6 separate regions of the Mus musculus genome follow, and all the other regions are linked to region 4. Evidence: chromatin loops called from intact Hi-C (ENCODE). Cell type or tissue: heart. All regions are shown on one strand. Each heading gives the region's core, and the rest is flanking DNA. Links, peaks and the distances in the headings are about the cores only.

Region 1 (4,762 bases), core at 543-4,542, 81 kb after region 4:
TGAAGAGAGTTCATTGCTTTCCATTCTGCTTTTCCAAGGGCTCCAGTAGACCCTGTGGTAGCCCCGGGCCCCTCCTCCCATCTGCTGACAGCACTCAGAGTTTCCACGTGACAGAGCAGCAAACTACTGATCTTGTTTTCCATGTCAGGGCACACCATGTGTGTCACTTGAGGCATTCTTGTGGGCACTTAGTTCCTCCGTGATTATGCACAGGACCCACTTGAGCTTGAGCTGGGGAGGAAATGTCAGGCAGGAAAGCATGGGGGTGCCTCTCCTAGGAGTGAGCATCAGAGAATCACACAGGAGAGACACTGCCACCCCCGTCCTCCAGCTTGTCACTTTGACTTCCACTTGACATGTTTGAAGAGGTTGACATTTTGCTTTTCTGTATTCATTTGACTGGGGAGTGTGGGATCAGAAGCCACTGATCGGTTGGCGGTGGTCTGTACCTCTCAAGTAGCATCTGGTTGTGAGTGAAAAGTCTGAGTGTTTGCAAACCAGCCCTCTAATAGTGGGGTCCACCTACTGTGGGGGAGCCTGTCTTCTTCTGATTCAACTGTGAGGGAGTCAATTATTACGGCTACAGGAACGTCTCACCTCCTCTCAGGTGAGAGCTCACTCTAAGGATGTCCAAAGCTCCATTTCTCCACACAATAGACTTGGAAAACTCTGTGGCCTTTACAGAGTTAACCTTGGGAGGCCTTCTAAGTGGGCTTGCACTAATGTCCTGAAAGTCCAGAACAGCAGCTGCCCCCCAGCCTCTCAGCCACACCTTGCCTTTCAAGGCTGAACAGCACAGAGAAGGCCCCGAGAGCCACTGTACCCAGTTAAGACATGTCTGTGGGTTTGGGGTGTCACTCCTATTGTCTTCCAGAATAATGGCTGTTTTCTGTAAAGCATTTTCCCTTCAGGGTAACCACCAGTCACAATCTCAAGCATTAGGTAGAGTACAGATCTGGCCAAGGTACAGATTTACAGGGCTCTGGAGTGATGGGGAGATGTCTGTCTGTCTCCTGTGTGTTGCTGATGAGTGGAGTGTGAATTTGGTTTTGATTGATTGATAGCAATCTGGTGGTCTGAGGGAAGATGCTGAGAGTGCTGCTTTTCTTCTGATTGGTCCTCACCTGCCCTGGGTGGGTTGGAGAGAGGTCGGTGAGCGTGTGTGGCGCTCGAGGTGTGGTATACATCTACATCGTGGCTCAGTGTCCATGGGTGCCGTTTTTCATGCCTGGGGTGCTCCCTGAGTGGAGGAGGCCCTTGGACTGAATAGGAAGCAGCAGTCGCTCTCACCAGCGTTTCCTTCACCTTCTGTCCCGGCCACCTGCCGTGTTTTCACTCCCCTGTTCCTCATCTGGCTCGTTTCTGTTTTTCTTTTTCTCCTTTACTACCGTGCCACGCAGTGTGCTTGTGTGCGTGTCCCCTCACCTCTCGAACCTCACCTCTTGCTTATCGTTCCCAGCATCTTTGCTTCCTCCTTTTCCTCTCCTTCCTCCCGTTGCCCTGGTGACCGGTGCTCCCTCCTACTTTGTGTGTTAACAGACTGCTCAGAAGTGCTCCCGGTACACAAAGGATGGCATGCAAGTTCTTGCTGTCAGCTTCCTGCCATAGCAGGTGGCAGCCATGGCCCACTGTCAGCCCGCTTGGATCTCCTGTTTGCAAAATCTGGCGAGAGTGTGTAGCTGCTGTCGATCCTACCCCCCCTCCCATTTCTAGTAAGCAGAAAGTAGCTTCAGTGTTCAGACGAATGTGGAGCAGGCCATGCCTTCCTCCACAGTCGTTTGAGTTGTGTCCCGATTCTGGCAGGACGCATGAGGGCAGGGGTGCCACAAAATGCCAGCACTCAATCTGGACAAGTCTGTGGTGTGCCCACAGGAAGAATGCTGAAGTATAAAACACTGTGCAGAGACCGGATGCCCTGAGCTTGCTCCTCTGAACCTCATGTTCTGTTGTGTGGAAGGGCTACTGCTAGCTGCTTCCCAGAGAGTTCTAGAGATTAAATGAGATCGCAGGCCACAGCCTGTCTGAGGTCATCCCTGACATTTGCTGTCCTTTCCCCCACCCCCACGAATACAAATCACGTGACTACCAGCTCCCACCCTGAAGATTAAATAAGGACCTAGACACCTGTGAGAAATAATTAGCCTCTGAATGGCAACCTTTTTCTAAGGAAGGTTTTAATATTGAATGAGTTCACGTTTGTTTTAAACATTAGAATATATGATCTTGTTTGAGATGAAGAGGAGAGACTGTGTAACTTCTGTAGACCTTAAAACCTGTGGTTTCGTGGTTCCTGTCTGGGTTTGGGGTTCTGGTTTCTATAGAGCGGATGTGTTTGAAGAAGAGGCTGTGTTAGTTCCCTGAGAAGCCTTCCTTGTTTTTGAAACCAGACAGTCATGCTTTTGTGATGATGTTTCCTCTTAAAAATAAAAAACAACCGAAAATGAGTTTCTTTGCCAAACTCTCAAAGTAGCTTTGCCTTAGGCACAGCAGAGCCATAAAAGGTCATTGCAGGCCCAGTGGCCGCCAGCCTCTTGTGCTTCTGAGGATAGGGTGGCTTGGGAAGGAGAAAGACCTGGCACAAGCACTCGATAGCCCCATGTGCTGCAAAGGGACTTTAGGGGTTGAGTAATAACATTTTGGCAGCGACATTTTTTTTTCTTCCATCCCGTGAGGTTTTAGTTTGGGACCTACCTTTGAAAATTCTGCTAACTAGAGCTTTATTGGCTATAGCTTGACATTTTCCTTCGTGGTTCCAAATATTTGTGGCTTTTGTGGGTTTTTCTTTTTTAATTTTAGTTCCTACAATATTAAGACCAGCTGGTTAGAGTTATTTATTTTGATACAGAAAGGTATTATGACTAAACCACGCTGACTAAAACTTGAGTCAGTGAGGTGGCCGGCTTTGGGGAGGATGAGGGGACTTCATGTCAGAAAAGAGTCTGCACCTAGGCCTGCTGCTCAGGGAGTGTGGTCGAGGAGATGCTGTAGGCGGGTCAGTCTTGGGAGGCTCCTTCCCCAACCCATTAGTTTCTGTGCGCTTCAGGTACATTCAGGGAATATATTGGATACAACTGGTGCTGATGCAGGGAGGTGTTACATGTCAGCCTTCCTTTGTTATTCTCCCTCCCCCCCTAGTTTATAGACGAGTGACCTGCTCTCTAGCTGCTTCCGAGCCTGGAGTCAGGGCAGCAGCTTTGGGATGAGAGGAAGAGAGGTCAGGGGGGCCATATTCCCTTGCCACTGTGAAATTCCCTACCCCTGTGCCAGACTGCTTTGGCGTGTGGCATATAATTAGGACAGGGACTGGAGCGATGGCTCAGTGGTTGAGAGCACTGGGAGTTCTTCCAGAGGTCCCAGGTTCAATTCCCAGGACCCACATGGCGACTCACTACTGCTGCAACTCCAGTTCCAGGAGATGACACCCTCTTCAAGCCTCTGTGGGTATCAGGCATGCATGTGGTATATACACAGACTTGCAGAAAAACACTCACGTGAAAGAAGCAAACAAAATTATTTTAAAAACAGAATTTGTGTGATTATCAAGTAATTATTGGTATTGGGGAATCAATGGAACACCCAAGTGACAGTTATAACAGTTTAAACCTCTAATGAGCAATCAGAAGTCTGTTATTTTCTGATGTATTTCCAGCGTGCCAGGGCAACCCTACAGGCTCCTTGATGCTTGCAGGTTCTTGGGCCCAGCTAAGTATCAGCTGAAAGGTTTTTGCATGGTCTTTTTGGTTTTCCATGTCACCCTTTTCAAGCATATTTTAAAAGAATCTTGGCCTGAGAGTCCTTGTGTCACTCGCGTGTGCATCCTTACTTCCGCCATGGCCAGTGTCCCTTCCTTAAGGCTCAACATGGAGGTGGCTTCTGAGCCATACTGGGAGATGTCACTCTAGGCTGCTCGAGTGTCATCAAAGGTACAGGTAATGCAAGTACGGGCTGTCATAGGCATAAACCAGATGCCAACAGTGAGGAAGGAGGGACTTTAAAGGAGTGGCATGCATGGCTATTGTAAGTTATGGTGTCTTTAACTAAAGCATAGCAGAAGATACACACGTACATGGTTACCTTTAATGTAATGCAATTAATATTGCAACAGATATTCTTCGTTATTCTAGGATAGTGTGTTAAATTCTTTAAATAATTAGAAGCAGCTTTTACACCCACCTTGGAAAGCTACAGAACACCTGTCTCTGGTGTGTGTGTGTGTGTGTGTGTGTGTGTGTGTGTGTGTGATATGTAACTCAGTGGGCAGATATGTAACTCAACTGACATGTTACTGTAAAGAGAACAGGCTTAAGCAAGTGTTCATAGATGTCAGTATATGCTCTCATGCCATCCTGCAGGCCTGGCAGTGAGCTCCAGGGCTTGCCTGTACCACGTAAAAGGAGTGTACAAAAAAAGCTGTCCTACTGTGTCAGAAGTTTTGAAAGATAGTGCTTGATATTCCAAGCTGGGGATTTCATTCTAATTTCTATCTGTTTTGTTTTATTTTAAGATGATTGTGTGTGTGTGTGTGTGTCTTATGCATCTTGGAAGCAGTTGCTCCTTCCAGGCTTCCATGGAATGATATCATTCCCAAGGTGAACCTTTTTCTATATCTCTGTGGGCAACTAGAAACTGTCAGAGAGAAAATATTTCTCTGTCTCTTGGGACCATCATCTGGCTCTGGAAGTAGCCACTGCTGGGAGGAGAGCCATTTGTAACGTCATCTTCTGGGTTTAATTGTGTCCCCACTTTAAAAAATTCTTTCAAG
Region 2 (4,762 bases), core at 364-4,363, 280 kb after region 4:
ACATGCAGCCGCAGGAGCCTGCGCTGCCCAGTTCCACCACAAGACGTGGCCACAGAAGCTCACTGGATTCAAAGATAGGGAAGCTCTCTGTATTGTGGGCTCTCTTTCAGCTATTTTTCTTTTTTTAACACCACGATTCCATTTAAGACCTGGAAGGGATCTGAGATTTTATGCAATTAAACCCCAAAATGTTGGCCGGTCAGTAAGAGACTGAATGGGATTATTAAGGGAGCCTCACTCCTCTATGGAAAAGGCACCCAGAGAACTGTTATCCATGAGAAGAGACATGGGTTGTCTAGAGAGAGCCCAGAACAACCCAGTGGTACAGAGCAGCGTAACTAGTGACGGGGTGGCAGTGCTGGCGGGAAGCCGGCTGCATGTCAGGGTTAGCACATGGCTTGGAAGCCACCCCCACTCTGCCTCTGTCAAACCCCGCCTTACCCTTGAACCGATCCTCTCTCCTCTGCTCTTTCTTCTGGGCTGTGCCTCAAATGCTGACTTTAAAAATCAAATCCAAATGCCATGCTTGGCGCTCTCCACTGGCCCAGAAACGCTGGTTCTGCACCGTGTGTGGCATACATATCAGCCAGCGGAGACCGCCTCAGACCCAGGAGGAATCTTTGGCCCAGCCTCAGCCTGATCTGTGCAGGTCTTCAAGTCGGCCCAGGCTCACTGCGAGGCCTCATCCCAGTGTATACCAGCGCAGATCTTTAGTCCATCCGGTCTCAGAGATGAGCTCAAGCCAACCTCTGACCACTGCACATCAGAGTGTTTTTGTTTGCATCTAAGGGAGGAATTCCTTAACTCATCCGGGCCAGAAAACCAGTGTGTCCTGCCGCAGGCTAGACCCTCTGCTCTGTGAACATGTGCGCAGCTCCTCAAAGCAGACACGTCTGCAGAGCACATTGCTGCTTCCTTTCCTAGGCATTGTCGCCCTGTACTTTCTACTCTCTAATCATTACATGGGAAAAGATGACACAGAGCTTCAGGAGCTGAGGCAGGAGGATCAGGGGTTGGATGTTAGCTGGAGTCATACAGAACCCATCGTGTGGGTTGGGGAGAAAAGCAGAAAAGAGGGAAGGATCTCACCTGCCCCAAAACCGACCACTGTCCTGCACCCACAGAGTTGGGGGGGGTGTCAGCGATTTGCGACCCAGCAGTAAGCTGGAGAGGATGGGCTACACAGGCGGCAGCAGTTGTTCTTGGAGCATTGCTTTGCAATTCGCACAACAAAAATACCTACAGAACTCAAGCTGCCACTGCCCTTGCTCTTTGCATTAATTTTCCAACATTCTGTGCCCCACCCCCACCCGTGGAATCATAGGGATTTGTTTCTCTCAATGCAAAGTCCCCTGTCCCACCCTGAATGGAAACTACTTTTCTTATTTGGTTTCTCAACAAGCCACTACCCAATTGTGCTGCTTTAAGCATGGAAACAAACAAACAAAACAACAATAACAAAAACCTGCAGAGCCCTGGTAGAATAATTTGGATCCAGAGGGACTCGTGCAGATAGGACCACCAAGAGAAGCCAGGCCACCCTGTTCCCAGTAGGCACGACACGCATGGCCTCTGCCCCTTGGCTCTCACCAGTGTCTGCTTTCCAAGCCCCACAGAGCAGAAGCTGGCTTGCAGCATGGCTGTCAGGCCGATGCATCTGTGAGTGCTGTAGGCAGCCTCTTGAGCAGCTCCTTTGCCTCTCCTGCTGCAAAGCCAGAAACAAATATTTAGCTGGCTGCAGAGAGCCATTCACATGAGTGCTGTCCCCCTGGGGGTCTTCTGCACACAGCGCCTGGCTGCTCCTTCCACGTGACACAGGACATATAATATATTTATGTCTGGTGTAACCATAGAAACCTGTTGTATCCGTGAAGACATTGCAATTCTGCTTCTCACCAGAAAGACGGATAAAGCCCCAGGGCAGCCGCCACTGCTGCAGGCTGCATTCAGTAGTGGCCACATCTGCGGACTTTAACAAAGTATCAGATAGACACAAGGAGGTAAAAACTGCTCTGGGTGTTCTTTTAGATGCTGGAGCCAAACCATCATTTTCTCTCATCACCCACACAGCTTGCACTTCATTACTTATCCCGAAGACAGTGGTCATGTTTGTGTGACTTCCTCTAGGGAGTCAGAGGCATAAGGCAAATATACATTTGTCATACAATTGTACAATTGTTGGCTTTCAGAGAACACAGTGTGGCCATTGAAAGGGGTGGAAATGATGCTGGTCTAACCCAGGCTCCTTCATTCCCTGGATGCAGCAGTAAGGTCTGCCTTCCTGGTCACTGTGAGGAAGGCAGTCATTTAAGAGAAAGGCCCAGTCCACAGCAGCCGTGGCACTGGCTGGTGGCACTGCCCCAGTCTTCATTTCCTTTTTTTGGTCCCCTGCAGGGGTCGTAATGCCTGAAAAAGCTAGCTTTTGTTAGCGCATCTACGTTGCCTCAATACTTACCAAAGCCTGCTTCACAAATATTTATTAATTATAAAACCCCCAAGGGAGACATGGAATATCAATCCCACCTCTTTTCCAATTAATTCTGCACCTTTCCATTTGGCAAATATGTATGTTTTGTGGCTCTTAATAGAGCAAGGAACCCTTTGGCTCTTTTGTCTGTGCAGTGGCTTGTTGTTGGCTCTGTGTGTGTGTGTGTGTGTGTGTGTGTGTGTGTGTGTGTGTGTGTGTGTGTGTGTGATTTAAAGGAATTTATCCATGGAAGCTCCCAGTGCAGCTGAGAGATGACTTGGGCGACATCTGCTGGCTGGCTGGAGAAGTAGGCTGCTCCACAGAACCAAAAGCCATGCCCTTACCCCAGGCCCTAAGTAAATCCTAAATCTACAGGGCCCGGTGGACTGTGGGTGGTAGGTACAATCATAGCTAAGAAGGCAGGGCATTTACACTTACTGTTATTATTTTCTTTATTATTGTTATTTAAATGGCAGTATTAGAAAGCAGGGGATGTTTCCCACCAGCTAATAACCATTTAAGTTGCATTTGGGGGCTTTCATGACTTGACGACAGCTTCTCAAAATCGCCGGGCTGTTAAACCCCCTACTGGGTTAATGTGGCAGAAAAAGACAAGAAGGGCGCTTCTGTGCGGAGGCCTCTCTGGTGTCTGGGGGGTGGGGAGGGGAGCAGGTCTTTTCAGAAAATCCAATTAGAGGGAGAGAGGGGAAGAACCCCCCAGTGCCCCAGGCAGACACTCAGCCTTCAGGCAGGAAAGCAGTATAGACAGGAACCTGCCTCTACCCAAAGCTCATTGGAGACAGAGGGTCTCTATCCTGAATGCAAGGGTGTGGACGCTTATCCTAACCACTCCCAAGGAGGAGTACCGGCCACCTTTTCCCCAGACTCCCCTAACCAGTGTGGGTATTCAACTGACTATTCCAAGGAAGACTGAGAGAATAGCCAATAACTCTAGAGATTGCCACCGCTTCTTTAGAGACTGTCTTCTACACAAATGCCCCTCTCCCAGGGGTTGCCCAAAATTGGGGCACCACTGTTAAGTGGTCTCATTTTCAAACCAAGTAGACTGGGTCTGGTGGCTCTCAGTGGAATCCTTTTGTGCATAAATTTTAAAGGTGGGCTGCTTGCCTAGAGTCAGAATCCTGCACAAAGCTGCTACATACCACACAATTCTGTTGCAGCTATCTAGTGCGTATTTGCTGTGCTGCATGGGGTGTCGTGTGTAGAGCAGCTCTGAGGGCTCTGCCCAGTATGCTCCTGAGCTGTGGGACTCCCTTCTCAGTGGTCACTGTGACTTCCTCCTTACACAGGGGTTTCAGAAGTCACTCAGCACTTTACTGTGACTTTCATCCGTGCAATTGTGGGGGGGGACAGAAGGCTCTGAAGAGACTTCAGAAGGTTTCCTCTTCTTCGTGCCACACCCCCTCCATACCACACCCACATATAAGCCTCCTACACAGCGCCTGGGGGCATTCCGGCACATCTGTTCCTGTACTCTTGGACTCCTGGACTCTTGGTGAACAAGGGCTTTGAATGGACTTGGAAGGCCATTCCGGTTGAGGTGGTCCTTCTGTGCTTTGTAGGATAGAATCCAATGAAGATGAACCCATACATAGTGTATAGTGAGGGATCTCGTGCTGCGGAAAGCTGAAGGGATGGGGCAGCTGCCTGGTGAGCCTGGAGCTTCTATCCTGAGTGATTCCGAGTCACCACCTGTACCTCTGAGGGCGAGGGCAGCACAAGAAGGCTGTCTCGAAGCTTACCTTCCCTTGGCTGTTCTGACACTGCTCCCAGTGGAGCAGGCTCTCCTACCTGGCTTTTGCCACGAGGTTTAATGACAGTGTTCTAGGAGGGCCTCGACATCAAGCAGCCAAGCTCAGCTGCTGTAACTGCTCATGATTCCTGACAGCCAAGAGTTGGAGCTCACGGTCGTCTGTGAGGCCCAGAGCTCCTATCTGGGAGGGGTGCCTGATGCTCTCCGTGCTCACACATGCACACCCACCTTCCCCCTGTGGCATGATGTGATATGGGGCTGTCACAAACCCTTAAAAATCCCATCCAGAGTGGAGGGAAAAGCCAGTGCCATGGGCTTGAGGCCCGGCAGCATCCAAGAGCACAGTGTCCCCTATGGTCCCAGAGTCAGTCCTATGACAAGCAAACGCTGTCTTCCAGAGACACTCAGGGGAAGCCCCTTCTAGGTTCTACTGAGGAACTGGGAGAAAGGGATCCTGGGATCACTGTGAATCCAGCAGAATTTTGTTTTCCAGTGGCTGAGTGGTTCTCCTGGGTAGATAG
Region 3 (4,762 bases), core at 321-4,320, 230 kb after region 4:
GATTGGGTAGATTGAAGGCTATTCTAATTTATTACCCAGTCATTCAGTCCCTTGTTATTTTGTTTCTCCCTGCAGTGGGAGTCTGGTCCGTGGCAGCTTCCTCTTCAGTGTCTGCCCTCTTCCCTTCCCCAACCTGGAACCTCCTCTGGAACCTCCAGTCCTGTCTTACTCCCTCGAGGCTCTGCCCAATCACAGGCGCTGGCCTTTTATTGACCAGTTGAAATGGGGAGAAGGTTCACATGGCATCTGCTCGTAGGAGGCAACCTCACACTGAGGAACCCGTTTTTAGCTACAGGATGCAAGCAGCGTCAGACCCACTACAGTCTTGGGTTCGAATGCCAACATTGCTCTTTACTCCTTGCTGACCTGTAGAACCACAGTCCTGAGACTTAATAGCAACAATGTTTCATGTTATTTAGTGATAGGACACCTCCTCCTCTTCCCCCTCCTCTTCTGCATTTAAAATATTAATTCCAGTCTTAGATTTTTGGGCCAAGCTAATAAACCCATAATTGAAAAATAATTCCAGTAACTGTTTCTCCAAGTGTAAAAAAAAAATCAAGTCTTAGGAATCTGACCTGAAGAAATGCATATTTCTGATCTATAGGTTTGTTTATATGAATAAGTAAAAGAGCTATAAAGCCATGCCTACTTAGTTATGTATTTAATTAACCTGCCTTTATTGAGAAGATTGCAGCCATTTCTAGAGCGTCTGGGTCATGGGTAGCATGACCGTGCTGTGTGTGTATAGCCTGTGAAATGATTCAGGGACCCCAGAAAGGCAGTGCTAATAGATGGAGCTCTTACTGGGATGCTGTGTGGCACTTGGGTTGACCTACGCCCTCTGAAGGATCGACAGTCTGGAAGCAGATGTTCCAGAGGCTGAGATCGGTGGGTCGGTGTGAACAGTATCAGTTCACAGCAACATTAAAGCCTCTTTAGACAGAGCCATGTGCAGCCCTTTCATCTCTAGGGCCATTTCAGATCACAGGTATATCATTCCCAGCCACCCCCAGGCTGTACCTGCTTTAAGGTTTCCCATCAGAGTCCACCTTGTGCTGATGGGACCTTGTGGCTCTCAACTTTATCTTGACCCCACAGCTACTCTGCACCTGATGGGTAGGGAGGTTACATGGTTGCATGCTGTTTAGGGCGTCCCAAATAGCTGGAGCCACACTCAGATCTCCCCAGGAACAAGAGCTTTTCCTTAGCCACCTTCCTGAACGGTTGCCAAGACATTGCTGGCATGTTGTAGGTGGGTCTTTCTACACAGACCACCTGGTTGAATGTAGTTGGTTTCATGGTCCTAGCCTCTGTGCGTGAAACCACAGATCAGAGGAAGATGGGAAGGAAGCTCAGGGCCAGAAAGCCAAAAGGTTGGGAGGAGAAAGGGACCTTTCTGGGGATATGGGAGGCTCAAGCAATTTAGAGCTTACAGGACTGCAGAGATGGGAGACTGGGACCTCAGCTCAGAGTCAGGAATTTGAACTACAGAGCTGTCTCTCAGCCGGGTGGGGAGGGGCTCCAGGCAAGCAGGCTTCCTCTCCTCCTTCCTGCAGAGGGCACCATCTCACTCAAGTAAGCTTTCATTCAGTGCCCCTGATTCTGACAGCCAACCCCACCCACACTGCTCACTCAAAAACAGACTGTGGTGGGGCATCTGTCTTTGTCCCACAGGCTTGTCTGTCTGTCCTCCCAGGTCCCCCTGAGCTGTAAATGTTCCTCAGAAGCAGGCTTTGTTTTCTGTTACCTCATGCTCCAATCTAGGCTGTTTGCATTTCCTTCCATATTCCCGCCTTGCACACCGCCCCCCTCCCCCAGTCTACCATGTGAGTTGCTTGAGGTTTATTTCCAGCTAGTTTAGCTCATCCCTGTACCCAGCATCAGCCCTTGGGGTCTGTGCATCCCTTAGGACAAGGGGTAGTTCACAGAAGGCAGGGCAGCATCTTGATTCTCACCGTCTTTAATCCCTTTAGATCTCCCATCCCTTCCCAAACTCGGGGAAAGGAAGGAGTGGACGGAAGGACGTGGAGTCTCATGCTTCATGCTTGCTTCTGTGTCTGTGCTTGGGAACCGATGGTCATTGTTATCTCCATTTATTTGAACAATCCTTTATTCTTTGCTCATACCTTTGAGTTCAGTTTAACAATATTGATTTCCTCCTAATGGAACACAAGCCCCATCAGATCTCTAATGCACATGGAGTTATGTGCTGTTTGGAGAGGCAATGCCGCCTAGTGGCGGAGAGCTCAGGATGCAGTGGCAGCTGACACACATGGCCTCCTCACATTCTGCCTGGGGTGGAGGGTGGAATCTGCAGTCAGCTTGTTTGGTCTCGGTGATGAGCAGGATTTTCCCAAACTATTAAAGCCAAGGTGTCACTGGCCAAGTCCAACCAGCAGCTCGGCGTCTCAGGTTGCCCTCACCTCTTGTCAAGGAGGCACCAGCTTTGGCGGGACAGGCATCTTGATGGAGACTCTATACTGGGGATGCACACGGGACAATCAGGCCCTTCTCGTACGCACTTGCTTCTTAGCCCCTTAGCTCCCCTGGAACACCAACTTGCAAACCTTCGTTTGGCGTTGCTGTTTAATTGGTGGCAGTGAGGAATCCACTGGAACATTTGAAGGGCTTGGGGGTCTCTTCCCTAGAGTCGAGCAGCCCACCCATCTACAGTATTAAACACTCATAAAAGCAAGCTCTAACAATTCTGATGGTATCTTGAGATCATAACGATTTGTGTGTGTGAGACACTTGCTGCTGCGATCTATTCCAGGGAATGAGCTAAACTCCTCAGAAGGAGAGCTGCGGTTTTAAAATGCATTTCCAGGGAAAGAGCGATGGCTCGGCAGTTAAGACCTGAGTTACCACGTGGGCTCACATGTGTGTGCATAGGCACACGTGTGTGGTGAGAGAACAACTTGTATTGCTTCTCTCCCTCTGCTATGTGGATCCTGGGGCTGGAACTCAGGCCTTCAGGCTTGGCAGCAAGCACTCTGCCCACCGAGCCATCTTGCCAGCCTAAGACACTTGCTCCATTATCTTGTGAAAGAGTGTAATGGTAGACATGTGACTGCCACATAGAGCTGGAGCTGGTTCACACCCACACCCAGAAGTAGCTGATCCCCTTTCCCAGAAAGATACAATCTAAGAAAAGCTAGATCTAGTGGAGGAACCAGGAAAGGAGTGATGGACAGGGAGTCTTTAGGGCACTGCTTTGTTCTCAGCACCTCATTCCCTGCAGAGCTACACAGAGATGCACGGTAGTCAAGCTTGGGGAACCGGAGCTAGACCCTAGGGAGAAACCATAAGAGGGGCAAGAGAACAGCAGTGCAGTTCTCAGAAGAGACTGGAAAGAGAATGATCCCTGAGGGCTGAAAGAATCTGCCTATGTCAGCCTGGAATCCTGTATCCCACCAAAATGGAAATCAAGACATTCTCAGTTAGAGGAAAATCAACAGAATTTGTCAACAGCAGACTCATTCCTAGTGTGATGGTTTGTATATGCTTGGCCCAAGGAGTGGCACTATTTGGAGGTGTGGCCATGTTGGAGTAGGTGTGTCTCTGTGGATGTGGGCTATAAGACCTCATCCTAGCTACCTGGAAGTCAGTCTTCCACCTTGATGATAATAGACTGAAGCTTTGAACCTGTAAGCCAGACCCAATTAAATGTTGTCCTTAGAAGAGTTGCCTTGGTCATGGTGTCTGTTCATAGCAGTAAAACCTTAACTAAGACACCAAGACAATAGCAAGATAGCACTTTATACAGAAAGGGAACGAAAGCAGGAGTTTTTGGAGCACCAAGAAGGACGGAGAATACAGTAAGAGCAGAAATACAGGCAAACTGAAAGACTTTCCCACCTGCACCTGGACCAACAGGAACACATGGCATCTCCACAACATTCCATCAGGATATAGGCAGACACAGACATTTATCAAGGTGGCTAACATCCTGGGCCATATGAGAAATTAAAGAAAATCTGATTAGAAAGATTTGAGGTCACACAGAGGATGTTGTCCAAACTCGATGGAACCAAACCAGAGAGCTGGAAAAACATGCAAACACTGAGAAACTAAGGAGTGTACCCACATCATCCATCGGTCTGTCCGAACATTGGGAGGGAGAGGGATAATGTGCAGAACTGAGTGCAAGCAATAAGTTATCAGAATGTGTGGGGCTCGGCTGGAGCGGCAATGGCAGGGAGATCCTGGTACCAGGAGAGGAACAGCCTCAAGTCCATCATCTGCTTCCCCCGCAGAAACTAGGAGAGCAAACGGGCCAGGAGAAAGGACATTATAAAGTAAAAGCAAAAACCAGTGACCCAAAGCCCACGAGCAAATAGGGAAACAGAAGGACAAAAAACAGTGATCAATAAAAATAAAAGCTGCTCTTTGAAAAGGTCGATACAGTTCACAAATCCGCAGTGAAACATGAGTCACAAATACTGGGAATGAAGTGAAGGGCATCAGTGTTGACCTGCAGGCATTTAGAGAGAAGTGGGGACCGTGCCGCACACTGCCTGTACACAGGAAGTGGAGAGGGTGGTACACACCTCCTGTCCACAGGATGCACACAGATATTTGTCAGCTGAAATAATGTGGAGCAATTATTTGAAAAGCAGTAACCTAAGGACTGTTCAACCTGGTTAGAAAGCCAAGTTTATAGTTAAACTTCCCCCCAAAAGAAATCTCTCACTGAGATCTCTTGCCGGTTTTGAAGGATAAATGTACGAAACACTTAAGGAGTCAGCACAAGTGTTTC
Region 4 (4,762 bases), core at 511-4,510:
TACAGTAAACTCCAAATTTGGTTCCAACAACAAACTGCCTTGTCTTCCATATGAAGTAGAATGGAGTCTTACTCATTCGCCGTTCTTTTCCACTCTGTCTTCTTTCATTCTTGTTTTGTTTTGTTGTTGGAACCCAACTGGCCTGGGTGTCAAGCCATCTAGGAAGGAGTTACAGGAGTTCGTAGATTAGATGTGGGGAATGTTGTGGCAGGAATCTGTGATCTTGGGAACATAGTGACATCATGGTCAGAAGCTAGGGCTGTTGGGAAGAGAGCTGATTTTAGGAAAGACGATAGGGAATTTTCAGTTCGAGTAGGATATGTATAGGAAGTTGCCAGAACAATTTGAGTATGTCACAGTACACTGAAAATGTTGGCTTTCTTTGTGGCTGAAGTCATGATTTGGAGCAGACTCTTCCTTGTGTTTGTAGCACCCAGGAAAGGGGTTGACGGGGTACGGTGACGACAAGGGGTGTGTAGTATACAGAGAGAGCCCTGAGTGAGTGAGTATGTGCTTTGACACAGGCGCAGCCATGACTCAGACTCATGAGTCTCAGGGTCAGAGAGTTGGCACAGCCTTCTCCAGGGGACTTGAGTTCAAGTGTCGATGATGTGTGTGGAAAAGGTCCACAATAGCTTTCTCCTCTGGATGGTTAAGGCCTGAAGACTGCTCGCCTGCAAAGACTGCTCCAACTGAGATTGCTAACTGTGTCTCCTTGGTCGGGTGCAGACCATGGGCCCTACCTCCTTGCTTCTCTGTAATAACCTCACCTCGTTGCTCATCTGAAGGCAGGAACCTCACCTCTGTTCAACTCCAGATACTAAACACAATGATCTTCTGGGGAGCTGAGGTTTCTCCATCAGAGATCCCAGACCATCTGACCCCAGGTGTCCATCTATCTGTCTTTTCCTCATTCCCTTACCACCCCAATCAGGTTCCAGTCCCTGGAGCTGTGCAAGGACATGGCAGGGTTATGTGGCATGTAGCTGTGGTGTTGAGTGTGTAATGACTTAGGCTCTGGAGTAAGGTCCTGTGGGTCTGACTTCCAGTTCTCAAGTGCTGTCTGTGTGTTTCAGTTGAGCAAGCAGCCTCCCATGGAAGGTGGAGTGAGTGAGAGTCACTGGAGGTTGGCTATTTGGGGTGTTTTAGTCACAGCCCTGCTGCATCAGATTCCCTGCATAAGTAGTTCTGATAGTTGATGAAGAATGTTGAATGCAGTTAACAGTGTGGGCACCCCTTAGTAGAATAGTAATTTCTAATGCCAATTGTATTAGCATCTACCAAAATAACCTTAAGGGGGAATGGCAGTCAACAGGTGTGTTGGATAATACATGATAATAGTATTATATACTATCTTGTATTCATGAATTAGTCAGCATCCATAAGATGGAATTTTTGCACAAAAGAGGAATAAAACTCAGGCCATCTATATCTGCCTATCTATCTATCTATCTATCTATCTATCTATCTATCTATCTATCTATCTATCTATCTATCTATCAGTCATCTGTCCAGTCTATCCATCTATCTGGTTTTTCCAGGCTGGGCTTCTCTTTGTAGCCCCGGCTGGCCTTGAACTCCAAGATCTGCCTGCTTCTGCCTCCCAAGTGCTAGGATTAAAGGCGTGTACACCACTGCCCGGCTGCAATATTTTATAGTAATACAATCAGTGCTACTCAAGCATGGTGGTCTGTGCTTGTAGTTCCTGCTCAGCTACTCAGGAGGCTGAAATGGAAGGATGGCTTGATTTCACAAGTTCAAGACCCACCTTACTTATATAGTAAAACTTTGTTAAAAAGCGGTTTAATTTAGAGAAGCAAATAAAATGTATATATAAGTTTATTTATGATAAAGTTTCTGATTAACTTTTTTTTGATCGAGATCTCAAATCTCTTCTTTAAATCAGAATTTTTAGGGCTTTCAAAAAAGATTAATTTTAAAATTTATTTTATTTATGTTGTGTTTTGCTTGTTTGAGTCTCACAGTCATATGCAGGAGTCAGTGGAGGTCGAATCCCAGGCAATGGCTTGTCCTCTGGGAATAGGTCCTCAGTACAGTTAGCCACGCGGCGGCCATCTCTCCAGCCCCTCTGTGGAAGTTTGATTTGGACTCTTGCCCCTTTTACTTCTCCAAGTAGCTCATACAAATATAAGAATTCTTGAGAGGTTTCGGAGCCGGCCTGTGGACGCATATGGAACTGTAGCTTCACTTTTCTGCTGTGTAAATGTCGTGGCACTAAGACCCAGAAACTCTTTGCTGTGGTGGCTGGAGCTGGGCTGGCTGTGCTCGCACTGAAGGGAAGGAAGTCATTAGTGCAGACCGAGCTGTGGAGTTAGGTTCTTGCAGGATTTCCTTCCAGCCTTTCCCCACTTAGGTTCTTGGGAATTAAGAAAAAAAAAATCTAAACACACAAACCAAGTTTTCCTATTTACTAGGTTCAGGGAAGGTGGACATTTCGGAAGGGCAGATCCGATCCCAAGTTGTCTAAGAAGCAGAAAACTGCGCAAAGAAGCTCTGATTACAGATCTTTGGAATTTTCTTTGCTAAATTTTTACAAACGAGAAATACACCCAGAATTTTGGGAATTGCTCCAGGCTGCGTGTGAGGGTTTGATTGCTTGTCTAATCTTTTTCTTTTTTGGAGAAGAGGAGAATTCGCCAAGAGGGGCTTGGATGGCAGGAGCCCGGCCGGGTTTCTGTGGCAGCTTCTGCCGTGGGTCTCTGCTCTGAGGGGTCTGCGGCCCATCCCAGAGCTCCTGCCTGGAGCCTTTTCGCAGGCGCGGGTCGGGGAACATGCCCCGCTCCGGCCCGGGCGCGCCTCTGGCCGCCGGGACGTCCTAGCCCCGTGGGAGAGTGTGGTGGCCGCGGCACTTCGCGCTGAACCGAAGACGAAGACTGTCTGTCCTATCGGGGAAAGAACGAGGGGGTGCAAGGAGGCAGCATGACTTGCAGTCGCCGCCGCCCTGCGTCTGCCCCCAGCCCCCAGCCCACCTCTTGATGTGTCCCGGGTCGGCTGTACAAATATGATGAAATGGCAGCCCCGGAAGAAGGTGAGTGCGGCGACGGCGGCGGTGGGGCTGATGGGGAGGGGGCCCCGCGGGACCCCGGGGCCATCCGGGTCCGTGCGCCCATCGCCCGCCAAGTTCTCGCCTCCGGGCGCGCGCGGCCCGGCGGGGTGACAGCTGAGACTCAGCCCCGCGTGCTGGCCCGGAGCCGCGGCGCGCCCGCCCCGCTTAGGCCCGCAGGTGGGCGTCGGAGCGCCCCCTGCCCCGCGGGGACCGGCGTCCCGGCCGCTGGCAGCCGCTTCCCCTGGGCCCCGCTGGGGGGCGGGCAGCCCCGGAGCGAGCGCCGAGCGGCTCCCCGCGACGGCCGAGCCTCGGGCGCCGGGGCTGCGGCGGGGAGGCTGCGGGGACCTGCGGCCGCGTGGGCGAGTGCGGGCGCGCCGGCCATTGTGCGCCGCGTGTGTGCATCGATCGTGGGCAAGGGGGAGGGGGTACTTTGCTTTTTGCAAGATTATTTCCTAATATGGCTCCTTTGTTGAGAACCGGAGGAAAAAACATGCAGTGGTTCTATCAAAATAAATTGCTATTGGTCCCCGAAATAACGTTTCTAAATGTGGGACCGGTCCCTTCCTTGGGACACCGAGGGAGAAAGACAGCTTTCTTCAAGTTCTTGGCAGCCCGTGTTTTTGGCCAGGGTTCTCCTTTGCAAACTTGCCTGACTGCCACTCTTAGGTTAACCCAGCGGTTTACGGCATAGCGGGACTTTCCCTTCAATACCTCATTTGGCCATGGTTTTTATTGACATTCTTCTGAAGGAAAACACAGCGAGCTGAATGTGCCGTGCCCCTCCCCAGCCGTGACCTGTCTCTGCTAGCAGCTGTCTGGTGTTTCACTCAACTAGCTAAACTGGTTCTTTCTTTGTGCCGTGATGTGAGATGTCGGGTTTGACATCAGAACTGAAATAGAAATCATGTGTGAAGTACTGAGACGACACGGCGCTGGCTTGACTGCCAGGGAGCCGAGGAAACCGCGCTTCATTATAGGCCGGCGAATGCAAAGGTTTTCTTTGGTATCTAATTGATTCGATTTTATCCAGTGGCAGTTGTTTCTACCTCAGCCCAAAGCCACAATCACTCACATATTTGTTCGGTTCTCATCATAGGGCTTCCTTCAATGAGACTGATATAAAAGTGTATGCTGCCCCCTCCTCCCATGAGAACACAGGAAAACCCCATATAATCAAACATCTTAAACAGATGCTGCATAGACCTACAATCTTCTACATTTGTGCAATCATCAAGAGTAGTTTAGAGATCTCTGCAAACAGTGCATCCACAAATGCCTGCTTTTTCTATTTTACTCAACATGTAGTAACTCATACGGTTATGTCACTGAAAACCCCTCTGGGCACTGGGATTGCTCGAACCACGGAAGTATTATTCTTGGCAGCCAGGTGGATTTCTGGACTCTGGAAGATTCTGTTTCAAGTGTTAAGATTCACTGCAGTATTTACTCATGCCGTGACGTTTAGATGGCTATACCAGAGATTGTGTCTATTTTCTGTATTCACAGTCACAAGGCATCATGGTATGAGGATCCAGATATCAGTCTGGAGAGCTCATAGAGGCCGAGCTGTCCGACTGTGTGTGATTATTTGTTGGTGGCTTGAGAGCAGTTCTTGTACACTGAACGTGAAAGCTACTCTGGGAAAGATGCTATTCACTCCAGCAGGCATCACCGAGCCTTCAGCAGACTCCGTTT
Region 5 (4,762 bases), core at 433-4,432, 290 kb after region 4:
GATGACCAGGGCCTCCCTTCCACTGCTCCTGGCCACACCCATCCTGAAGCCTCCCTACCTTCCCTGCCGAGCTGCAACTAGTTCTGTCTGAAACTCTGCCTACCGATGATCCTTCTGTCTCTTCTACTGTGGCCGTCAGAAGAGTGACCAAGACCAGGCCCAGACGGTGGTGAAGGCTTTCCACACAGCACCTGTGGCAGATTCCTGCCTGCTCACTGGCACTCCCATCTCACCCCCACCCTGGCTGCTCCTGCAGCATTCACTGGGGAACATAGTAGTACAGAGTGCTATTCCTGTGTAAAGGTTTCCATGATCATCAGCACCATCTCTGAGCCTCTCCAGGGCAGCCCCAGCTAAGGATCTGCTACATACCAGTTGCTCAATGAAAGGAGACTTTTTTACATAGGGTCTTAGCAGGTCGAAGCAGGCCTTGAACGCACGACTCTCCTGCCTCAACCTCCCAAGAGTGGAGATTGCAGGCATATACCACCACCTAGTGTACTTTTTCTTACTCTCGCTATTGGGTAAACTGCTCTTTCAGTTTGCTGGGGTCAGGAATACAAGACTACTCTGTCATTTCAACAAGGAACATTTAAGACTCTAGAAAGTGTGAATGAATCACATAGAGACGCAAGCTCTGGAGAATATAAGTCACACTGGAGACTCGGCCCTCACGTGTGAGCCCCAAGGTCTCACTCTGGACATTTCCAGATGTGAATGTGACCTGGGCCTGATGCTGAGTCTGGGTCCAGGAGGCCATAGGCAGAGAGAATGGTGGGATGGTGATTTGGGCATCATTGTGGTCCTCTGTATCCCCCTGCACAGCACACAGCAGGACATGAAGCAAGCCTGTAGTCATTTTATTTATAAATCAGGGCTCTGCTGCACATGTCTGTCACGGGGGAGGGGGCTATGAATGAATTCCAAACTGGTCGCATACTCAAGTTCCACCCAGGGAAGGGACCCAAGAAGCCAGTGCTATCCATCAAAACCATCCGTGACTGTCTCCCCATCTCAGACTAGCCCCATGCTTGGTACAGTACAGGTGATCAGCAAATGTTTCTAGAATGGATTAGAATAAACCTGTGCTAGGGATTGCCCCACTAAAACACAGCCTGGACAGAGTGCCTGCTCCTCCAGCATGTGCTCAATGCTAGGGCACACACTGTTCAAACACTGCTCCATCTGCACAGTTCATTGTTGCTGTGTAGACGGTACAGGCACCAGCGAGCCACAATGTGGAAGGCAGTGGGGGCGCTTAGCATCAGGAGGACGACTCCACAGTAATGGCGCCTCTCTGGTGGTTTTCCACAGGGCCTGTGCCAGCAGTGAGACAGAAAGCGAAGCTGGAGACATCATGGAACAGCAGTTGGAGGAGATGAACAAGCAGCTTAACTCGGTAACCGACCCCACGGGCTTCCTGAGGATGGTGCGCCACAACAACCTCCTGCACAGGTATGGATGGCGCTCAGCCCCAAACACAAGGTGCTCCCTGCAGCACGTGTCCCTGTGCTCCTTCCGTGGGACACGGAGCTATAGCAGCAAGCCTGGTGCTTTGCCTCTGTACCAACAATTCAGATGGAGGCGGTGCAGGCTCTCCACCTTCCTGTTTTTAATACAGTGGAGTCCAGGGTTGTTGGCCTGCCATGCCAAGTCTGAGCTGCCTGCCCAGCCTCAGGAAGAAGTTGAGTAGCTCTCACCTCTCTGCCAGCTTCTCTCAGGCCTACAACTCAGGAGGCCAAAAGGAGCCAAGAAGCCAGCAGGGTGGGAGACAGAAGTGGCCCAGAAATGAACTTCTCCACATCCAGCCACCCTGACCCAGTTCCCTGCCACTTAACAGATGGGTGGGTTGTGGGTGAAATTGCTATGGCCCCAGGCTTATGTTAGCCATATTTTGTCAGAATTCATAATTCCTGTCTTCAAGGGATGATGGCTATTTCGGGAGTGCAGAGGGACCAGAGGGACTAGACTGGGTGGGTAGCCTTTCTTGGCAGCCCTACATGTAGGCACTGTGTACCTTGTCTGTAGCAGCCTGGTTTCCTGTCATTGTGTTATCAGGGTGACAGCAGTGTGTTTGCCTTCCCAGGGCCCAGCAACTTTAGGAAAGAAGCCAAAAGCGTGAGGGACAAGCTGGTCCTCCCTCCCTCTTGGCCGTGGGGGTGTCCCTCTGTCTTAGAAGGACTCAGCCAGATGCAAGGAGGTGTGGGGTTGGGCTAGACTTGGCATCTTCTCCACCTGGGTGGCAAGGGATAAGATTTTGGCTTGTGATCAAGAACAGCAAGCCCAAAACTAGATGCAGGCCTCACCAGGCTGTAGTTGACACCTAGTAGACACCTTCTCAGTCCTAACATGTGCACAGACCCCCCCCCCCACCATGTCCCTTCAGTGTGGCAATTAAGGACCACTCTGCAAACATCAGCTGGCTTCCTGGTATGTGGGCAGCATCGCATGGCTGATGGCCCTCTTGCCAGGCAAGAGCGAGGCTGAGCGTGGAGACAAGAGTGTCTCCTCATTACTTCTTAATTCACTTTCCTGTCTACAATATGCTAATCCCTCAAGACTGTATAGAAGACTGGGAGGTGGACTCAGCTCAGCAGCCCCAGAAGCTCCCTACCTGAGGCCCTGTCCCAGGGATGACACTCCCCAGCTGCAGGTGACAGTGAGTGCTGGAGATGCCGCTAAACCCCAACTCTGCCCCCCACAGCCCATGCCTGGTAACTCCAGCCCCAGCCGGATATGCTAGTGCTGTGGGTGTCAGCCCCTTCGGAGGTCAAATGACCCTCTCACAGGGGTCACCTATGACCATCAGAGAACACAGATATTTACATCAAGATCCATAACAGCAGCAAAGTTACAGTTATGGGGTAGCAACAAAAATAATTTCATGGTTGGGGGTCACCACAACATGAGGAACTGTATTTAAAGGTCGTGGCATTAGGAAGGACAAGAGCCAGTGTGCAGGTGGGCCTGCAGGTGCTTCCGGTCCCCATGCTGACTACCCCCACCCCATGCCTGAGCATTCACCGTTCACAGGGAGTGGTGATGCAATCCTGGAAGAGGGCCTTGCAAGGTGGCCAGCACTACGTGACATGTCACTCCCAACAGAGTGGTGGCAAGATGGGGTTCATCCCTCACCCATACCCTGAGGCAAGTGGGTGGTCTCCAGACCCCCACTCACACAGTCTTACCCCTTCTCAGGATGCTAAGTGGAGTCAGATAGCCTCTACGTGACCCTGCCATCCACTCTCTCCATAGTCTGTCCCCTCTGTATGGCCCAGAGGAGTCCCAGGCTTGTCATTACTGACTCCAGATCTTTGCCTGGCATTGGGACATGACCAAGTCTGGCTTTCCTAGCTGAGTACTCTCTTCTTCGAAGATTCCCTGGTGCTTTGGGTATAGAGGTCTTTGCCTGCTCCCTTGCATTTTTTCTCTGGGTCTGTCTGCCCAACCCCACCCCCACCCCCGCCCTGGGCTGCACATCTCTAGAGACTGGATTTGCTCTAGGATTTCTTTCTCCACCCCCGAGGTGCTGGCTACCTTGCTACTACATACTTACATGTGCCTGACTCACTTAACTGGAGAGTGGGGGAAGGATAGAAGGGTCCTTTGGTCAGGTACCACCCCAGCAAAGAGAAGGCACCTGTGATGCTCAGCTGATGCCTCTAAGCACCAGCACAATGTAGCACTTCCCTGATCTCTGTTGACCCTTCTTCCCATAGCTGTAAAGGGCACGGTTCAAAGGAAACTGGGAAGGCTTGCCCCACCTTCTCTAACTGGCCCTGGAGGAAAGTCCCTCTGGCTTGCTCTCTCAGGCAACAATGGAATAGCTGTCACTGATAGCAGGCTTACAAGGAATCCAGCTGTTCCAGCTGCCTGGAAGAAGCAGTCACCCAGAGCCTCGTAGCTACATGAAGAGGCAGCACAGGATCTGACCTGTCAGATGGAAAGTCTGTGGTCCAGTCTCCCAGACCCCACTCACCCTCCTTAGATGCTGGCCCTGGGCTTCTAAAGCTCCAGCAAGCACTCACCTGTGTGTGCTTAGGCTCCTCCAGGCGCAAAGCAGGATCATTCTGGCCCCTGCGGACAGCTCCTCCCAACATATCTGAGGGGTCCTTGTGAACTCACAGGGAGCAACGCCCCGTGGGCTTGCTTTGGGGTGTAGAGCCTCTGCAAAGGGCTGACCACGTTGCTGTCATGGATAGGTGAGAAGGCTACTGCCCCTGCCTGTAGTCTCACCTCTCCATGCCAAGCACAGGTAAGGTCAGTGGGCCCCTATGCTGCCCCCGAGCAGCAGTGTCAGGAGGGACAGATGCCAGCTCCCTTGCCATCCCAAGCTTCTGCGGAAGGTGGTGGGCTCAGGGGCACAGCAGCGTCTGTCAGGGGAGACCAGGCTTAGTCACACCAAGCCGACAGCCGCCTCTTCCAACAGTGTGTGAACAATACGCCCTGGGTTGCACCTGCCCTGCCTCCTCCCTGCACAGCACAGGCTGCTGTGCTCTGCAGTCCTCTAAAGTGGGTTCATAGCCAAGGAACCCCCTCTTCCTGGGGCTGAGCTGTCACTTAGCTGTCCCAAGTGGAGCTGGGACTTAGCTGTCACTGTCCCAAGTGGAGCTGGGACTGGATGGCAAGACAGTGATCTACCGCCACCTGCTGGATCTCTGTGATAGTGCAAGTCCAGTGGCATACAAAGCTTGACCCCTGCCCTGCCCAGGGCAGCTGCAGAGATGAGAGACTGGAGAGGGCCCCTGAGGACTTCCTTGGG
Region 6 (4,762 bases), core at 419-4,418, 140 kb before region 4:
AGCCCTGGCTGTCCTGGAACTCACTCTGTAGACCAGGCTGGCCTTGAATTCAGAAATCCGCCTGCCCCTGCCTCCCATGTGCTGGGATTAAAGGTGTGCGTCACCACTGCTCAGCTTTTTTTTTTTTTTTTTTTTTTATTCTTTTAAAGCATAGTCCTGGGATTTGAACCCAAACCTTGGCTAATACAAGGATGTGTTTTATCACCACTATGAAGTAAGGATTCAGCACTCCTTTCTTTCCAGGGAGTGATTCCAACTGAGTCTGTGCAGTCTGCTACTGTGCAGCCCTGACTGTAGGATGCAAACTGGACTCTGTATCTTTTTGCTTTTGTCTGGAGGTTGGGATCATAGTTGAGTACAGCCACAGCGGGCCCTCCCATTTTAATCTTTAGTTCAACTCTGCGCACACTTCGGTACCTCTCCAATCTCTGAGACAGGGGAGGAAAAAGGCAGAGTGGAGGGGCTGGAGAGATGGCTCAGTGGTTAAGAGCACAGACTGCTCTTCCAGAGGTCCTGAGTTCAATTCCCAGCAACCACATGGTGACTCACAGCTATCCGTAATGAGATCTGATGCCCTCTTCGGGTGTGTCTGAAGACAGCTACAGTGTACTTACATACAATCAATAAGTCTTAAAAAAAGAGAAAAGGCAGGGGGGGGGGGACAAAGTACAGAGAACACTTCTTGGTGTCTCTCCCTCAAATTCTCAGCCTGAATTAAATTTTTGTTTTCTTGAGACAGGGTCTCACTGCTTAGCCTATGTTGGGTTCCCACTTTTGACCCTTTTCCTTCAGCCTACTGAACACTGGGATTTTAGACATAGGCTACTACACTAGGTTTGTTTTGTTCTTAATTGCTTTCGGTTTTTGAGACCTAGTCTCATGTAGCCCAGAGTCTCATCAAACGTACAGGCTCAGCTGTACCCTCTGAGTGCTGGACTCACAGGCATAACACCAACACACCTGGCTTGTTTTGTATTTATTTTCTCCGTTAAATAAATAATTTATTTGCGATGAGATGTTCCCTATTTGTGTGGTTGGCCTCCAAGTGGGGTATCATCTCCTACGGTTGTCTAGCATGCTTTTAATCCTGGCATTGGTGAGGCAGAGGGGGTTGGTGGAATTCCAGGCAGGCCAGGCGAGACTTCAAGGTGAGGCTAAATTAAAAAACAAACAAACAAACAAACAAAAACCTCTCCCAGTTCCTGTAAGTTTGGCCAATGGATTTTCCAGAAGTCTCAGCCCTCAAACCTCCCTATACCGTAAACTTGTCCGTTTCTGTTTGTTGATGTTTAAAAACAAGGTCCTTGTAGCTACTGCTAGTCTTGAATTCCTGAACCTGTGTTTTCCACTTTACAAGTGCTTAGATCACAGACAGGCATCTGCAACTTCACTCCTGTTTGACCCCCGCCTCCACCCTTATCTTCTCTCCAGTCTGTAACTTTATTTCCTCTCCGTCTCAGGAAAACTCCTAAAATCTCACTAGGTACTACTTATACCTATGGCCTACACTTATCCATCTTTGTAGTTGTTTTGAATCAGTCTCGGCAAATTGCCTAAGATGGCTTTGAACTGTGGTCCTCAGCCTCAGACCCCCCCAAGCTGGCTGGAAATTACAGCCCCGCAGACGCGGCCCCAAGCCTAGATCGCTCGGGTTACGAAGCCCGAGCTGCTTTCCCGTCACGACGCGCCGCCCGTACCAGTTCATGAGGCTGAAGTAGTCACGAGTGGGGTCAGGAGGCTGCAGAGCGCGGCAGTGTGAGCAGAAGAACTCATCCCCACACCCGACTTCCCTTGCGTGACCGCAGTTCCAGCACTGCGGTGCAATGCTCTTCCCCGCGGCGGCATTGCTGCCCAAAAGTCTCCTTCCCAGGAACCCTGCCAGCCGCACCTCCCACACACCCAGCAGGGCACGGGCTCCGCATCCCCACATTGGGACGGCCGCTCGCTGACCTAGGTAGCAAGACCCGAGGGAAAGGAGGAAAGACCGTCTCGCTGCTGATTGGTTAAGGGAGTCGAGGAGGCGGGATTAGCCGCGGGAAACCAAGACGTCGAGTCCCGTTCTGCATGTTAAACTACAACTCCCAGCAAGCCTTGAGACTAATCGCGGCAGTCATCTTCGGGCTTTCTTACTGGTCCTGCCGGGGAGGAAGGCTTTTTGATTGGTTGAGGGTGGAGTTTGTATCCGTAGGTTTAGCGCCACTCCACTGGCGGAGGCTGTGCAGTGTTTGCGGCTCCTGGTGGTCTCACGCGGTGAGTCATAAGTGGGAAACTTTAAGTGTTTGAGGAGTCGAATACCGTTCTCATGCTTCTTGTGCAAATGGGCCCTCTGCAGCTTCCGCTTTGTCTGCTTTCTTGTGCGAGCGAGGGGGCGCTGTGCATAGTCAATTCTTCCTTTTTATCTGCCCTTGGGGCGCGCGGGGGGGAAGCGGGGGGGAAGTTCACTTTCCTTGTTCCTTGTGAGCTGAAACAGGTCTGGGCACATAGGAAGGCACAACGCCGGGCTGTTCGTTGCCAGAGCGAAGTAGTTTTCATAACGAACATTATAAATGTTCATGCCAGCCCCTAGATGGCTTTCCCCAAATACCTACTGAGAACCCGATCTTCGCTGCTAGGCTCTGCAGGAACTGAAGAGGGTACGTCTGCATACTCAGCATACGTGAGGGGTAGGATGGCAAGGAATGGATAGGAGACAACCAAGCCATTCTCAGCTTCTGTACATGAAGGAAGATGGTGTAATGCTTTGTAAGTGGCCTCTGGAATTCTATTCATAATCCTGGGATTTTGCTATGGTCACTTTTTTTTCTCCCCACTCATGAATGGGCCTGTCTTTCATTTTGAGGTGGTCATAATGTGCCCGTTCCTTTAAATTTCTTTATGTATTTTTTTTAATCACGTGTCTAAGTCTGTGCAGTGCGCACGGGGGCCAATAGAGGGCATTGTATCACCAAGAGCTGGAATTACAGGTGTTTGTGATCTTTTGGATGTGGGTGCTGGGAACTGTACTCTTGACTCCTTAACTGTCTTCATTTTGTATGTTTGACAATACTGGGAGTGGGATCCAGTACTTTGCTTCTGTTGGAGAAGTGATGAACCATCTACCATTGAGTTATAGCAGCCACATGACTAATTTTGGGTAGAGATTTACTTTACTTTTAATTATGTTATCTGTGTGGGAAAGTGCAAGTGTGAGCTCTGGTGATTGCAGAGGCCAAGATCCACTACAGAGCCACTGACTTTGGAGTTATAGGAAACCTCGAGCTGCCAGATTTGGTGCTGAGAACGTAGGGAAACTTGGGTTCTGCAAGAATAGTATGTGCACTTTCCTGCCGAGTCCTCTCCTGCTCCCTCCCCTTCTCCACTCTCGAATCCAGAGCCTTGTTCCTTATTGTTGGACTCTTGTTTTCGAGGTCGGATATGAAGAGTCATCATCAGTCCCACAGCAGCACCTCCTCGAAGGCTCATGACAGTGCTTCCTGTTCACAGTCCCAGGGTGGCTTCAGCCAGCCCCAAGGCACTCCTTCTCAGTTGCACGAGCTCTCACAGTATCAGGGTTCGTCCAGCTCCTCTACCGGCACAGTGCCGTCCTCCAGCCAGTCCTCGCACTCCAGTTCTGGGACTCTGAGCTCGCTGGAGACAGTGTCTACCCAGGAACTCTGTTCTATTCCTGAGGACCAAGAACCTGAAGAACCTGGTCCTGCCCCTTGGGCTCGGCTATGGGCTCTTCAGGATGGATTCTCCAATCTAGGTAAGGCACTTTGTTATATGATATAGTGTGTGTTCAGAGAAACAGTTAAAGAAGGTGGTTAGGAAAAAAAAAAAGAAGGTGGTTAGGTTGTTGCAGCAGAAGTCTCAGGGCCCCTGTGGTAGAGTTTATCTCCTCCTGGTGGCCCTGTTCATACTGAAGATCAGATTTAGGCCTTACACATAGTAGAGAGCTCTTACATTGAACTACATCCAAGGTCCTATCCCTGGCTACCTTATTTTTATTTTTAAATAGAATCTTGCTAAATTTCATAGGCTAGCCTCAAATTTTTCTTTTTTCTTCAGAAAAAAGATTCTATTGTAGCCTGAGTTAGCCTTGAACTCACTATGTAGCTCAGCCTGGCTGTGAACTTTTGATCTTCCTGCCTCTACTTCCTAAGTGCTGGGTTTATAGGCACACATTTTTATCAGGCTCTACTAGTTTGTTTGTGAGACAAGGAATTCTGCAGCCCAGGTGGGCTTGGAACTCACAGTGTAGTTCCTTGGGGCCTTGAACTTGCATTGATCTTGTCTCAGTTGGGATTACACATATCGACCATATGTGGTTCAAATTTATTCATTTGAATGTGGAGACCTAGCTCATTCTGAGACAGTTTTGAAAGATACTTGTATTAGTCAGGGTTCTCTAGAGGAACAGAACTGATAGAATGAGTATGTATGTATGTATATATAGGGACTAATTAGAGTGGCTTACATGCTATGGTCCAGCTAATTCAACAATGGCTACCCAGGGGAGGTGTAAGAATCCAGTAAGAATCCAGGCAGGATGTCTTAGTTGGTCTTTAGTATACATTACTATCTTGTAGAAGTATGCTCTAGGGGGTTGGAGAGATGGCTCAGTGGTTAAGAGCACTGACTGCTCTTCCAAAGGTCCTGAGTTCAAATCCCAGCAACCATGGTGGCTTGCAACCATCTGTAATGAGATCTGACACCCTCTTTTGGGGTATCTGAAGACAACTACCATGTATTTACATATAATAAATTAAAAAAAAAGTATGCT

Evidence for each region. Peaks named below come from ENCODE experiments on the same cell type or tissue, not always from the same donor. Only the 100,000 strongest peaks of a DNase experiment are listed, where the experiment ranks them.
Region 1: a loop joins it to region 4, with 2.0 times the contacts of the local background. A loop is called at or near these places in 6 of 42 quality-filtered maps.
Region 2: it touches region 4 in a loop (3-fold over the local background); 13 of 42 quality-filtered maps call a loop at or near these places.
Region 3: it touches region 4 in a loop (4-fold over the local background); 16 of 42 quality-filtered maps call a loop at or near these places.
Region 5: it touches region 4 in a loop (2.9-fold over the local background); 13 of 42 quality-filtered maps call a loop at or near these places.
Region 6: a loop joins it to region 4, with 2.8 times the contacts of the local background. A loop is called at or near these places in 5 of 42 quality-filtered maps.

What each region holds. Positions count from the first base shown.
Region 1 is chr5:111,057,185-111,061,946 of GRCm38, forward strand. All of the region lies in intron 2 of Ttc28 (tetratricopeptide repeat domain 28), which reads left to right. Among named protein-coding and RNA genes, the nearest start is that of Mir701, 55 kb to the left of the region's middle. In heart, for the core only: no CTCF peak of the experiment used is centred there; DNase peaks (open chromatin) are centred at 1,417, 2,017, 2,517 and 3,257; H3K27me3 peaks cover 3,972 bases.
Region 2 is chr5:111,254,565-111,259,326 of GRCm38, forward strand. The region is part of intron 12 of Ttc28 (tetratricopeptide repeat domain 28); the gene reads left to right. Among named protein-coding and RNA genes, the nearest start is that of Gm35628, 22 kb to the left of the region's middle. In heart, for the core only: a CTCF peak has its summit at 2,798 (motif pointing left); a DNase peak (open chromatin) is centred at 2,773; H3K27me3 peaks cover 2,175 bases.
Region 3 is chr5:111,206,532-111,211,293 of GRCm38, forward strand. The region is part of intron 6 of Ttc28 (tetratricopeptide repeat domain 28); the gene reads left to right. Among named protein-coding and RNA genes, the nearest start is that of Gm35628, 26 kb to the right of the region's middle. In heart, for the core only: CTCF peaks have their summits at 1,550 (motif pointing right) and 2,241 (motif pointing left); DNase peaks (open chromatin) are centred at 1,590 and 2,263; H3K4me3 peaks cover 547 bases; H3K27ac peaks cover 235 bases; H3K27me3 peaks cover 1,182 bases.
Region 4 is chr5:110,976,357-110,981,118 of GRCm38, forward strand. All of the region lies in intron 2 of Ttc28 (tetratricopeptide repeat domain 28), which reads left to right. Among named protein-coding and RNA genes, the nearest start is that of Mir701, 25 kb to the right of the region's middle. In heart, for the core only: CTCF peaks have their summits at 2,176 and 3,284; DNase peaks (open chromatin) are centred at 565, 2,255, 3,045 and 3,885; H3K4me3 peaks cover 2,576 bases; H3K27ac peaks cover 1,450 bases.
Region 5 is chr5:111,265,221-111,269,982 of GRCm38, forward strand. It overlaps Ttc28 (tetratricopeptide repeat domain 28), which reads left to right. Exons shown (of 23, transcript NM_001267622.1): 13 at 1,315-1,455. Among named protein-coding and RNA genes, the nearest start is that of Gm35628, 33 kb to the left of the region's middle. In heart, for the core only: no CTCF peak of the experiment used is centred there; DNase peaks (open chromatin) are centred at 2,131, 4,008 and 4,061; H3K27me3 peaks cover 359 bases.
Region 6 is chr5:110,837,799-110,842,560 of GRCm38, forward strand. Hscb (HscB iron-sulfur cluster co-chaperone) reads right to left here and starts at 1,979. Exons shown (of 6, transcript NM_153571.2): 1 at 1,698-1,979. The coding sequence starts at 1,930. It overlaps Chek2 (checkpoint kinase 2), which reads left to right and starts at 2,185. Exons shown (of 15, transcript NM_016681.4): 1 at 2,185-2,250; 2 at 3,408-3,745. The coding sequence starts at 3,415. RefSeq lists an enhancer at 783-812. In heart, for the core only: CTCF peaks have their summits at 2,255 and 2,919 (motif pointing right); a DNase peak (open chromatin) is centred at 2,053; H3K4me3 peaks cover 2,898 bases; H3K27ac peaks cover 2,366 bases.